2 separate regions of the Homo sapiens genome follow, and region 1 is linked to region 2. The links are chromatin loops, found by intact Hi-C in ENCODE. Cell type or tissue: ovary. All regions are shown on one strand.

What was found. Peaks named below come from ENCODE experiments on the same cell type or tissue, not always from the same donor. Only the 100,000 strongest peaks of a DNase experiment are listed, where the experiment ranks them.
Region 1: a loop joins it to region 2, with 5 times the contacts of the local background. A loop is called at or near these places in 106 of 110 quality-filtered maps.

What each region holds. Positions count from the first base shown.
Region 1 is chr2:39,058,305-39,060,804 of GRCh38, forward strand. SOS1 (SOS Ras/Rac guanine nucleotide exchange factor 1) reads right to left here. Exons shown (of 23, transcript NM_005633.4): 3 at 369-500. Among named protein-coding and RNA genes, the nearest start is that of SOS1, 61 kb to the right of the region's middle. In ovary, CTCF peaks have their summits at 1,252 (motif pointing right) and 1,451; no DNase peak of the experiment used is centred here.
Region 2 is chr2:39,228,901-39,231,400 of GRCh38, forward strand. It overlaps CDKL4 (cyclin dependent kinase like 4), which reads right to left. Exons shown (of 10, transcript NM_001397900.1): 2 at 465-688. The coding sequence starts at 632. Among named protein-coding and RNA genes, the nearest start is that of CDKL4, 14 kb to the right of the region's middle. In ovary, a CTCF peak has its summit at 1,146 (motif pointing left); no DNase peak of the experiment used is centred here; H3K4me3 peaks cover 1 bases; H3K27ac peaks cover 303 bases.

The DNA.
Region 1 (2,500 bases), 170 kb before region 2:
ACACAAAGTACTAACATCAAAAGGATTTATAGGAACACTTAGGTCTAACCAACAAGAAAGGAGGAGTTTTATAAATTCTCTTTGTGGTCCTAATTACATCTGAGATAAACAAAATCCACAATAACTTTCTTAGTCCTCTCAACTTGCTTATTACTATTGATATGAAATTACTTTAAATCATGTTGCCCAGTTTATATTTTCTTATTATCATAGCATCCCTTCTCACCACATAAATCTCTGGAAAACTTAGAATGAGAGAATTTTACTCTTAAGTTGACTCAATTATCCATAAAATATATTCTTATTGTATAAAAATGGTGGGTTTTATTTTTCCCTTAAAAGGCAAGAAGGCAGTAGTTCAGCATTACCTTTAATAAAGGATGAATTTTTTCTACTGGGAGAGATAAAGGGTTTCTTCGCTTCCTCTTTTCAATAGCTGATTGGGCATCAGCTATTGCCCATTTATCAATTGGATGAGGGAAACTTTTTTGAACACGTTCCTTGGAAAATAGGAAAATAACAACTAAGCAAAAAATATATTAAATAGTGCTCTTCACTTAAAATTTACTTTTAAAATCAAAGAATACCAAAAGTAGAGCTTTTCACATGTGGTATAATTTACATTACAAACATATGAAGCTAAGAGAAAACAGTAATTGTCAATGTATTAGTTCCTTAATTAGACAATAAGAGACTAAACATTCTTTCTATTATCTAGGGGGAATATCACATCCTGAATTTCAACTTCACTGTGATAAAGCTAATTACAAGAATGAGTAGAAGCTACTTTAAATAGTACTTGTATAAAATTTCAAGGAACAACACCCAAGATCAAGAAGTAAATATCTAAATCCAGTTCTCACTCACTTGTCCTTACTTTCAGTGGTAATTACATGCAGCATTTTTCAATTGAAACCTCTATGAATATTCTTTATCCACCATGCAAAGGCACTTCAAAACTATTTACAAATCATGGAAAGCAATGGTTTGCATTGGTGACAGCAATTTTAATACATTGTAGTTTCTTTAAAGTCCTCCCATAGTCATTCGTTTTTAACAAAATACTTCAATTTAATTTCCAGAAATTCTTTAGTTAAAATTTCCACTGAGAGTGAAAGAACTCAGGTTACTATCACAGCTGAATTTCCTTCCTTATTAAACTAATATAATTCACTTCAAAAAGGCGCTTTCATCCTCTCAAAACTTTAAAAAATCCACTTGCAGGATACCATAACTAAAACCAGTAGAGGTCGCTATTACATAACTTTTACACATGTGTTTTGAATAAATGAGTATTCAACTAGTATGTAAAAACTACTAGATGAAATTAAACATCATCATAATTATAAATCTGAATAAAAAGTTTTATTATTTGCTAGTAAAATGGAAAATTAAAAAAGTGTGATGCCATGTGATGCCCTTGGTGGTGAGGGAGGGGTGGAGAACACAATGATTCTTGGAAATCTTAAGAGCAAATCTATAAATTAAGGAGTGTAATCCATTCAATTTTAATAAATTTCCATTATGTCCAAGGCTAAGTCAGCTTCCAAATAAAGTTATTTTAATTCTAATTAATGGAATTAGAAGCATGTTGAAAGAAATTATAGCAGTTAAAAATGGGGTTTACAAACCTTTTCAACTGTCTAGTTGAAAAGCTGTTTGCCAGGACACCAGCCTCATGCAGTAAAACGCAATACAAAGGCCCAAAATATTGAGGAGGCATCGCAGGTGAAAAGGGAGAAAAGGGAAGGGGTAAAGGGAGAGAAGGGAACATCCAAAACAAGAATTCTTTTCTTTTTTCCAAGTTTATTTTACAGACTTGTTAATCCAAAAATGACAAGATATTTAGGACTAACTTACGTGGTTTTCAGTTAAAATGTTTATAGTGATGGGTTTAACCCATGATTAACTAAGTGCAACCATGGTACAAACCTAATCATGTTATGACCCTGTGGCTTTCCAACATTTTTTAAAACCTCAACTCATAGTAAGAATAAATTTTCAACACATTTTTACATTATACCCTTACATACTGCACACATACTCAAATGAAACAGTTTCCTAAAACAAACCTGTCCTTATTATATGTAGCACACTGGCATTTGCTATTCTGTTTTTTATTTGTATATTTATTTATTCTGAGACAGAGTCTTGCTCTGTTGCGCAGGCTGGAGTGCAGTGGTGCAATCTCAGTTCACTGCGACCACCACTCTCAGGTTCAAGTGATTCTCCCACCTCAGCCTCCCAAGTAGCTGGCATTACAGGCGTGTGCTACCATGCCCAGCTAATTTTTGTATTTTTAGTAGAGATGGGTTTCCCCATGTTGGCCAGGCTGGTCTTGAACTCCTGACCTCAGGTGATCCACCCACCTCAGCCTCCCAGAGTGCTGGGATTACAGGTGTGAGCCACTGTGCCCGGCCTGTTTTATTTTTTAAAATGAGGGTTGGGCAATGCACTAAAGTAATTTTATGACTTACTAATGGCCATGACCTGGAGTCTA
Region 2 (2,500 bases):
GTTACCGGGGGTGCTATTCAGTATGTCTAAGAACCTGGGGTGCAGTGCAGGCAGGAACCAACGCATGTCGATGCCTACCAGGGCATTGGTGCGGTCCTGTGGGACTGACTCTCTGTGCCAGGAGGTGCTCTTTTAGTTGCTGGTTGGTAGGGGAAGTATTTGGAGGGATATCCAGAGGAGGGCCAGGGTTGGGGGCGAGCGTAAACACTGGGGTGAGTGGACTTAGGATATTTACTAACAAGAATAAAAGTTCTTTTCAGTATAACAATCTATAGCTGTATTCATACACAGACAAAATCAGAGTGGCCGAAGTCCAAAGTGATAATCAACTTATTACCCAAAGGTGCTGATACAAAGGAATTTAAGTCCAATGGGGGGAAAATAACTTTAAAATTCTTTGCAATTTTAACATGCATATTTCACTCAATTCCATGATATTTTACATATATATAAAGTTAACTTACCTTCAACATACGTATTTCTCTTAGTGCTATTTTCTTAACAACAGGATCATCTTCAGATTCCACAAATTTTTTAACAGCTACTACTTGTCCAGAGGTTTTGTTTCTGCATTTGAATACAACCCCATAAGACCCTTCTCCAGTCTTAGCTAATTTTTCATACTTTTCCATTATAGCTGAAGTGACTTAAATTATTGTATCGATTGACTTGCAGTACAATGCTGCACCTGGAAAATAAGGTAGACTTGCCTTAATCAAGCTATAAAAGACAATGTTCTCACAGGTTATATACAACCAATTTGTCCACATGCCAAAGGTTTATATTCATCAATTAATTGGAAATCCACTTAAAAATATTTGGATATTATTTTGTTAGTTTAGTTTAGTCCTCTGCAGCTCTTCCAGCTATCAAAAGATTTCATATGCTATTTCTGACAATGGTTCTATGTTGACCTCAGTTGAACTAAAAGAATTTGTGGAAAGGAAACTTATCCCATCTATTGTTTTCATTATGCTCAAGCAAACAACTGAAATATGATGCTGTAAAATCCAGCTGAAGGAACATTTCATACTCTGGAATATGCTGTTTATCTTTTCTCTTCTAACCCAAGTGCATACACAATGACTAGGAGGAGTTGTGTAAGAAGACATGGTACAAAAAGTGCTATACTTCCACCTGGTGGAGAGAAGAAAGAGCGTGGGCCATTGAACAAAGCAGTCTTTAAAAACAATAACAGGCCAGGCACAGTGGCTCAAGCCTGTAATCCCAGAACTTTGGAAGGCCAAGGTGGGTGGATCACCTGAGGTTGGGAGTTCAAGACCAGCCTAACCAATATGGAGAAATCCCATCTCTACTAAAAATACAAAATTAGCCAGGTGTGGTGGCACATGCCTGTAATCCCAGCTACTCAGGAGGCCCTTGAACCCAGCTGAGATTGTGCCATTGCACTCCAGCTTGGGCAACAAGAGTGAAACTCTGTCTGAAAAACACAAAACAATAACAGAATCCTTTTAGGGTATTTATTGCTCCTAGCTTTTATTTTCATGGAAGAACAGATTCTTAAGTTCTTAGCCCCAAAAGAAAATAATAAACACAAAGAAAGCATTCATTCTTATGAATTCTTTCACATCTCTAGTGATTTCTATGGAAATACTGGGTTTTTCTGTTTTGTGTCATCCATTCTTGAATGAATGTTTTGGTGACCGAATTAAATATTACATGATGACTAAGGCCAACATATTTAAATAAATCAGTCTAAGAATTAAAAATAGAAAAATTCTAATTAGTCTCAAAAACCCCACCCCACTTTATCCAGCAGAATCTTGTTAATATAACCTAATAACAATTACAATAATAATGGCACTTAACATTGTTCTATACAAATTACATAGAATGTGCACAAATATTCTATGAAGTAGGTGTTATTTTTATCCAATTATACAGATGAGAAAAGACACAGTGAAGGTAATACAGAATTAGAACCCACGGAGTGAGATTTCAAAGAACACAATTTTAATCACTACATTACACAGCCTCTCAGTTAAGTGCAAAAGAATGCATAATTCAGCCAGGCATAGTGGCTCACACTTGTAATCCCAGAACTCTGGGAGGTCGAGGCAGGTGGATCACCTGAGGTCAGGAGTTCGAGACCAGCCTGGCCAACATGGTGAAACCCTGTCTCTACTAAAAACACCAAAAAATTACCCGGGTGTGGTGGCACAGGCCTGTAATCCCAGCTACTTAGGAGGCTGAGGCAGGAGAATCTCTTGAACCCTGGAGGTGGAGGTTGCAGTGAGCTGAGATCGCACCACTGCACTCCAGCCTGGGAGACAGAGCAAGGCTCCATCTCAAAAACAAAAACAAACAAACAAACAAACAAACAAAAAGAATGTATAATTCGAAGAACCACTTTATCCAGGTCTTGGTATTAACAAAATGTCAAGTGAAAAAGTTGACTACTTGTAAATTTCTCTTGTTTCAAATGAGTACACATTTTTTAAAACTTCTCTAATAATATTGTCTTTTCCAACTACAGATT